Regions from separate parts of the Mus musculus genome. Here region 2 is linked to region 1. A link is a loop called in an ENCODE intact Hi-C map of the cell type or tissue named here. Cell type or tissue: heart. All regions are shown on one strand. Each heading gives the region's core, and the rest is flanking DNA. Links, peaks and the distances in the headings are about the cores only. Region 1 has its middle 11 kb from the start of Gm25487. Region 2 overlaps 2400006E01Rik (RIKEN cDNA 2400006E01 gene).

Region 1 (4,391 bases), core at 139-4,138:
TCCTCTCTCTCTCTCTCTCTCTCTCTCTCACTCACTCTGTGTGTGTGTGGGGGGGGTGAATGGGACATATAGTAGTAGAAGAAATTAGGAAAGTGAGTTGGAGAGGCCATCCCTCAAAGCAGATGTTTGCTTCTTTCAACTTCAATAGCATGAATTGTCTACTTCCTGAGGAAAGGGCAGGCTGCTAAGTTTCAGGGCCTGATATTCACCTATGTATTTGCAAACTAATGCGGGTTGACATCGAGTTTAAAATCTACTGCCACGTGACTTCCTGCCAAACTCCAAAGGAATTCACAGCAATAAAGTAGGTATTCAGAGAGCCAATGTGCGGTGAATCCTTTTCCATGAGCAGTTCTGGGCAAGAAGACAAGACAGGTTGAGAAGGAAGAGCAAGAATAAGAACAAGAAAACCAGCAACTCAGCCTTGCTTGCTTGGGAAAACACATAATCCCAGTGAGTTCAACACCAGCCTGGGCTATGTACATAACAGGACCTTGTCTCAAAATAAGTAAAAAGAATACCAGCAAGCTAAGCCCTATTTTCATATACACTGAAACCATTTGATTCAGAAAGAGTATGAAGATTAATAAATCTGGTCTCAACTGGTTTTACATACATTCAAACTCGTGAAATGCTTAAGATCCGAGGTCTGAAAAAACAAACAAACAAACAAACAAAAAACAGCCTGGCAGTGGTGGCGCACTCCTTTAATCCCAACACTTGGGAGACAGAGGCAGGCAGATTTCTGAGTTCAAGGCCAGCCTTGTCTACAACGTGAATTCCAGGACAACAGCCAGGGCTATACAGAGAAACCCTGTCTTGAAAAACCAAAAATTAAAAATAAAAAACTCTGAGGTCTGAGGTTAGAGGTAAGTGACTTTACTCGCCTTAATGGAACATGGGAGCATGGTCGCCAGTTCTCTAAGATAGACTGTGGTTCAGTGTCAAGGAGATGGAATACTGTGAAATCCTGCTCTTCTTCAGTTTTTGGCTAAACAAATACACAAGAAACATGGAGACTGTCACTAAGGAAGAGTACCAGAATCAACTCTAACACCGTACAGAGATCTGACACTAGATTTAAACGTAGACCTTGTGGACCACTGAGTCAGAGGCTCCTTTCTTTCCGAAGAGCAGTGGTATACAATGTCCGGGACCATCAAGGTGGAAGAAGGTTGAGTGGAACCTGTGTAGCAAGCAGTTGCCTGACACAAGAGAGCCTCATTAGACTGTCGTCATTGGAGATTTCTGGAGTCAGCTTTCCAGCTTGGAGATCAAATCTGGATGAAATGGCTTCTGGCTAGCAGCAAAGCCCACCGTTCCTTTCTCATGCTCATTATCTGTGTAGCAACAGTGTAGCAACAGGAGCCTTCAACGTTCCTCCCATCTATAGGATTAGAGTTGGTTCCTCTCAACAACTTGTTAATGTGTCTGCCCTGAGAAAGACATTACACTTCTAAGCGTGATGAATGAGTTCGCTTGCACCTCAGAGGGGCCATAGAGGTTACGAGGGAGGCTGGAGGACTCCAGAAGCAGCAGCTTTAAGTCCTTTAAGGGCTCCAAAACCTGAAGGAATCTGCCAGATTTGCAAGGAACCACTCTGAGCTCTGTCCAAGCCCAGCATTCCATTTGCACAAGGGCTCCTTTGTTGTTGTGTTTATACACAGACTAATAAATGCTTGACCTTTTTTTTTTAACTGATGAAGGAACAGTCTGTGCCTGGGGAGCGTATTATTTCAAGAAGCACAAATGAAGAGAAAGGCCAAACCCTCTGGGACAGATGGACGGAATATTTTGATATTGGAACCACATGGGGAAAGGCAGAAGTTGGCAAACAGCAGTGGAGGTTTGATAACAAACCTGGAAGCAGTGTCCCTGCTCTGAGAGCATTCCAGGGGCTCCAGGCACCCAACAAGCTCCGGGGAGCAGGGGTTTAGGAGGGAGGCGCTCATCCTGGTGTGTTGGACATGTGTGGCCTGGTGAGTGTGTTGATTTTTTTTTTGTAACTTTGGAGTTCTGTTTTAAAATGACTAATATCTTCAAGCATTTGCTTTCTACCTAGAACTTGGTGTTTTCCTAAAATCAGTCATTGGTCATCATATCAACCTATAGGACAACAATGTATTGCTGCCTATGCCACTTTATTGTTTTTTTTTTTTCAACAGAGAGGTTTAACAACAAACAAAAAAGGCTATAGAATTCCCAAGAGTCACAGTGCTAGAGAGACTTTCAGCCCATTTCTGTGGTCCCAAACCTGACCCTAGACTAAGCACCACTGGATTCGCATCTGTCCCCCTGTGTTATTCCCTTACTCCCTATAGCTGGCAGGGGTTACTTTAACATCTGAATAGCCCGTGTGGTTGTACACCATGTACCCTAAACTCTTGAGTGTCCTAGTTTGCTTTCTGTTTCTGTGATAAAATACATTCTGACAAAAAACAATTTGAGGAGGAAAGGGTTTAATCGGCTTGTACTTCCTTGTCACAGCCTATTGTTGGGGGACATTGGGGTAGAAACTGATACAGAGATCATGGAGAAACACTTCTTACTAGTTTGCTCCTGTGACTTGCTCAGTCTGCTTTCTTATACTACCCAGGACCACCTACCTAGGGGATGGCACTGCCTATAGTAGGCTGGGTCCTCCCACATCAATCATTAATCAAGAAAATGACTCCCCCACCACCACACACACACACACACACAGGCCAGTGGTATTTTCTCAATTGAGGTGTCCTCTTCCCAGATGATTCCAGCTTGTGTCAAATTGATTAGAAAACTAACTAACTAGCTTAAAGTGATAACCCCCTGGTCACCATTAGAGTAACCATGCTATATTCCCAGAACCATTTCGTAGTGACTTATGAGATGCTGTTTCTAACATTCTGTTGGACCATTCACATCACATGGAATAACTATTGATGATACTGATGACAGCATTTATTTAAAACCCCCAAAATAATATGATTCCTGATTCAAAAAAAAAGCCTTTACTTTGGAGATTAGTGGCCAGTGATAAGCATGGATTCCCAATGTGGAATTGAAACTACCGGTATCTGAAATGCCATGGACCAGCAAGAATGGGGAGGCCCTGACTCATGGCCTCCCTTGTGGCCAGGATGAACTCAGCTCTCTGTGCTCCATGATGAAGGTTTATGGCCCTTCTGAGGCTCCATAAAGAGAGTCCATTGAGTGGGACTGAAGAGAGTCAGGTCGTATATTCGGAGGGTAGGGGGATGAGAGGTCTGACCACTGTCGGCCTCCCTCTTGGGAGGAGTCTTAATGGACAGCATTTTAATCCATTTGGGCACTTCACTCTCCATGGCCTTGTTTTTGGAAGGAATCAGATAAATTAGCCTCTGAAACACCAGGTGCAACTCTCGCGGGGTAGAATCATTGTAAAAGGGGTCTTGGGACCAGAAGGGAACAAGGTCCCAGCTTTAACTCACTGTGTTCAGGAATGTGAAACGGGAAACTCTATTTCCCACAAAAGAGCCAATATGGCTTCTCCCATGCCAGGTGCTATGGGAAAAGTCACACAAATGCTGTTGAAAGCCATCTCAGTCACCTCGGTCTAAGCTAGCCCTGTTCTAAATTAATACAGCATGTCTGTCCTATTCATTTTCTATGAAGTTATCACAAATTTAGTGCCATAAGGAAGCGTGCATCGATGACCCTGTAGTTCCATAGCACCGAAATCCAAAGTGGGTCTCCGTGAACCAAAATCACAACGCCATGGAGACCACATCTCTCTCAGCTCTGGGGACCGGGAGTTTTTTGCATTTTCTGGGCTTTGAGAATGGGCCACCTCCCTGCCCTTCTAAGCTGCACAGAGGTGAAATCCACACATCTCTTCCCTCAGACTCAGCTCTCCCTCATTCAAGGACTCTTATGGTGACATTGGGCCTGCCAAAACCATCCCAGATAAACACCTATTTTGAAGTCTGTTAATTAGTAACCTTAATTCCACCTGCATTCTTAGCGGCCCTTTGCACTTCTGGGCACCCAGAAGGTAATCTTTCACAGGTTGCAGAGAATCCGATGTTGTTTTACTTTCCTTTCCTGTTGGTGTAAGAAAATACCGACAACAGAAACTTAACAAAAAGGCTCACAATTCAAGGCTACACACACACACACACACAGAGAGAGAGAGAGAGGGCGGGGAGAGAGGGAGAGAGAGAGAGGGAGAGAAAGAGAGAGAGAGAGAGAGAGAGAGAGAGAGAGAGAGCAATACAGGTGCACACTGTGGTGTTTCCACAAAGACAGAATAACTTAATAAATTATTGCTTGGTGTGGTTCTCTGTTGTTAAGTGACGAATGATCATAGCCCCCCTTTGTGATGTATAAATTGACTGTCTCAAAGAATAATGGCTTAGATCAACAATGTCTTAACT
Region 2 (4,391 bases), core at 174-4,173, 79 kb after region 1:
AAATGAGACTATAGAGGCGGCCCAGGCATTAAGAATGCTTGTTGCTCTTGCAGAGGACCCAGGTTCAGTTCTCAGCATCCACATGGTATCTCACAACCATTAATAACTCCAATTCCAAAGGATCCAAGGCACTCTTCTGACCTCTGTAGATATGTACATGATGTACAAACATGCATTCAGGTAAAGCACTCATACACATAAAATAAAATAAACCTAAAATAATACTTTAAACCACTATAAGGGTTGAATCAACAAAATCTAGTCCATGTGAAATTCAGTGGGAAAAGTTCTTAAAATTTAAAAGTATTGGGAGATAAAGCAAAAGAGGCTAGGGGGTGGCTTAGTTGTCTGTCTGTCTGAGTTGTGGCAGCATGTGTAATCCACCTGAGAAGTCAGAGGCAGACTGTCCCTGAGGCTCACTGGCCAACAAATCTAGAGGGGTCATTGATCTACTGGTTAGTGAGAAATGTAGCCGTCTCCAGTAAAGTGAGGAAAATAGTAAAACACCTGACACTGGCCCCTGGCTTCCATGTGGACCAGCACTCATGCACGCATGCCTTTGCATACACACACAAGGAGACACAGTGTTATAGCAATGAGAAGGTAAGGCAGGGAGGCTGACAGAACTGTCAATTAATTGCTGTGTATGACTCTAACTTAGAGAGAGGCAAACTGTAAAGAAGCAAAAACAGACAGCTGAAGCAGCATAGACACATGTCTGAAGGTATGGAGAAATTAAATAGTGGGCCAGTGAGATGATTCTGTGGATATCAGCAGTTGCTGCCCAGTGATACATGCGTGACAACCTGAGTTTGATCCCTGGGATCCGTGTGAAAGTGGAAGAGAAGAGCTGATTCCATAAAGTGGTCCTCTCCCCTCCACACACACACCACTGCACACACCCACACACACACACCATGGCATATGCATCACACACACACCATAGCACATGTACCACATACACAATATGGCACACATACACACACACACACACACACACACACATTCAAACACACACTCTGGCACATGCACCCACACACACACCATGACACACACCCACACACAACATGGCACACATACTCACATACACACCATGGCACATGCACTCACACATACATAATATTCACAAAAAACGCATAATAAAATGAAACAAGTAAAAGAACAGTCTTAAAGCAATTTCATTCTGCACTGGGGCTCTAGGTCAGTGGCAGGCACATACCCAGCATATGTAAGGCCCTGAATTTCATCTCCAGCACAGAGGAAAGCAGGAGACTAATTTTTTAGGTAAGAGGTTATGGTAATTATGTCTTTTAAGAGGAGGCCTTATCCTTTCAACATAACACTGAACCACGTACCAGTAAAGCAACACACTGTCTAAGATTTCTTCAAAAAACCAAGCATTATAAACAGAGATATAGAAAAGGAAAAAAACTCAACTCAGACTCATTGGGAAATTTACACTTTTATGACACTTGTACATGTTTTTTAAATTCCATAATCGTTTTAATACATAAAAGCCACCATGAGAAAGGAAATATCAGCTCCAAATCAAAAGGAGAGAGAACACAGAAGGCTCGGGAGAAACAGAACATAGCAGGAGTCTAGTGAGAGCAATGAGGGAAAGAGACGAACTGTCATCTGTATGTGAAAGCTTTCTGAACTCAGCAAGTTTGTGCAGACTACTGAAATGTAGCCTCCACTAAGAGCCTTTGGTGGCCAAGGATGACCTTGACTCGCCCCTGAGAGGCTGGGGAGTCTGTCATGCTTGAGGTGTGCCTCCTAAGGAGCTGGAGTTATATTGGGAGTTGGGACATCTTTTGACTGGGCAGCTTTGACAGCTGGCTAGGTTAGCAGTTTAGTTTGCTGCCACAGAAGAAAGCGGGGCCAACTGGGCCACAGGAGGAAGTAACCTGAGTCCTTAACTCCAACCTGGGAGTTGAGTTGTAACTTGCCCACTGTTGCCATGGCTGTGTGGGGACAGAGGAATGCTCTATAGCCTACAGGGCAGCCTGGGGACTCCAGTCCAGGAGAAACCAGTCTTTCACAAACTTGCGAAATACTATTTGGCAAGGCCTATAAGGGTGACTTGTAGCCTAGTTGAATGGAAATATGTGTCAGAAAAGGTGGGAACAGGGCAGAGAAGAAATGCCAGCAAGATGGCCCTGGCTTGTCACTGTTTCAGAAGGGGGAGGAATCACAGAGAAAGAAAAGCTTCCTTTCCCCCCACCTCTCAGCTTTGTGAATTTTAAGTTTTTAGTTGTCTCATTTGTTTTCTGATATTTTTCCTTTCCCTTTGTGAGTGTGTGTGTGCGTGTGTGTGTGTGTGTGTATGCGAGAGTGCACGCTCACGGATGTGGAAAACATAAGACAACCTCCAGTGTCCTCAGGAGTACCCACCCTGTTTTTTGAGACAAGGCCTCTCCCTGGTCTGGAACTCACCACTTAGGCTAGGGCTGGCTGGCTGTCCAGCAACCCCCAGGGACTGCCTGTCTGCCTCCCCAGTTGCTTGGCTAACAAGTGCGATGCCACCACATCCTGCTTTTCATTATATGGGCTCTGGGGATCGAACTTAGGTCCCCCGGCTTGTGAGCACTTTGCTGAGCCCCAGCTGCCTCCCCAGATCCCTGCTCTTTATTTCTCTCTCTTTTTTTTCAAAGCATAACCCTGCTAACTACCACCCTCTAAGCGTAACATTAACTCCCACGCTTCTCCCTGGATACGGAGCTCGCTCCTTTCTCATCTCCATGCCTCTTCCTCCTACCTTTTTGTCAAATCTCGTTCTTAAGAAAAACAGCCTCTCTCCCATTTCCCTCTGGATCTCAGTCTTTTCATGTCCTCTGAGCCTCTGAGGCTAGGTGGCTTCTTCTTGGTTCTGACCTCTGGAGTACGCAACCTTATTGAGAGGAGAGCAAGAAGCTTTCAGAGTGAGATCGCACTGTGTCACCACCCCCCCAAACCCAACCCCAACACACACACACACACACACACACACACACACACACACCGGTTAACTGTTTTACTGGGTGAGGTTCATATCTCTCTTTAGCTTCAAGGAGCTGTTACTAGGATCTTTCAGCATCCTGCTAGGAAAAAGCTGTCAGGGCTTTGCGGGACCACTTGCCCCTTCCTTCCCAACTAGATTCTGTTATTGTCTAAGGAGGATCTGGTTAAAGAGGAGAAGACGGAAATCAGAGCAAGAAGTAGAACGAGACAGGAAGTGACCCATGTTACCCGCTGAAACCTTGCTTAGGGACAGTTGGAGCTCACTTTTTCCCTGGGGAACTGATATCCAAGGCAGGCTCTGAGGACTGCAGAGCCAGAACGCTTCTAAAGCAGGAGCAGAAGAAAGGGGGTGGGGTGGGGAGGAGGGAGGAAAAGAGGGAAAGGGGAAGACGGTAATTAATATCTCAAATATTGCAAGTCGACTTCCACACTATTTAATTGTGTAGAAATAGCTATTTATTTGTATAGTAAAAGTTACTGTATCAAAACTATTCTAATTTCTCCCATGTTTTGTCAAAAAATGGGGGCAAGTTCCATTTTATCTCCACTTTTCTAAGTGAGAAAAGAAAAGATTGGAGAGGCGGGGGTTTTTTGTTTGTTCGTTTGATTTTGTTTTGCTTGTTTTTTGTTTGTTTGTTTGTTTGTTTGTTTTTGGTGACCACGCAGCCAAAACTGATTGTTCAGGGATCTGACTTGATGTATCTTCAGGGTTTTATTGGAGTTTTTTGCTTGCTTTTTGAAAATAAAACGTTTGTTTTATTTATTTGTGTGTGTATGCGTGTATCTGTAGAGGTCAGAGGACATCTTGGACTGGTCCTCACATTCCATCCTGTGCATGAGCTCTGGGGCTCAAAGTTAGGTCATCGCCATTGGCCATAAATACCAAGCCATCTCACCAGCTATATTCCTCTGGTATTTGACAGCTATAGGGTTGTTCATTAAATCAATTGCTATTGCATTTGAGGCTTTACAAAATAACTTTTACTTTTCAAAAGAAAAGCAGCTTGCTTTTTAATATGACAATCCAAGAGACTCATCTTTTTGGCAGGTGTGGAAAGACAAGCATTTACCTATGGAAAACTGGTAATGGGCCATAGAAATAACAATGCCAAAAACCTGCCAGAACTTAGCAATTAACAACTGAAAATACTGGGCCTCAAATGTCAGCGAAGGCCATCCTAACAGTCTGTCTATTAGTAGTCAGTGTCTCTCCCTCTCTGTGTAACATAGTCTGCCCTCAAACCCAAGAGCCTCCTGTCTCAGTTTCCCAGTGTTAGAAATACAGGTGTTTGTCACCACACCCAACAGTCAGGTTTTAAGTAGAGTTTGATTTTCCATTAGTGCAGGAGGAAAAAGATGAGATTAAAGATACTGGCAACCTAGAATAA

What was found. Hi-C counts contacts between places; a loop is a spot of excess contacts. Peaks named below come from ENCODE experiments on the same cell type or tissue, not always from the same donor. Only the 100,000 strongest peaks of a DNase experiment are listed, where the experiment ranks them.
Region 2: a loop joins it to region 1, with 2.2 times the contacts of the local background. A loop is called at or near these places in 1 of 42 quality-filtered maps.

What each region holds. Positions count from the first base shown.
Region 1 is chr3:41,428,663-41,433,053 of GRCm38, forward strand. No RefSeq gene overlaps it. Among named protein-coding and RNA genes, the nearest start is that of Gm25487, 11 kb to the right of the region's middle. In heart, for the core only: no CTCF peak of the experiment used is centred there; a DNase peak (open chromatin) is centred at 1,809.
Region 2 is chr3:41,507,682-41,512,072 of GRCm38, forward strand. All of the region lies in intron 4 of 2400006E01Rik (RIKEN cDNA 2400006E01 gene), which reads right to left. Among named protein-coding and RNA genes, the nearest start is that of Platr4, 17 kb to the left of the region's middle. In heart, for the core only: no CTCF peak of the experiment used is centred there; a DNase peak (open chromatin) is centred at 1,890; H3K27ac peaks cover 688 bases.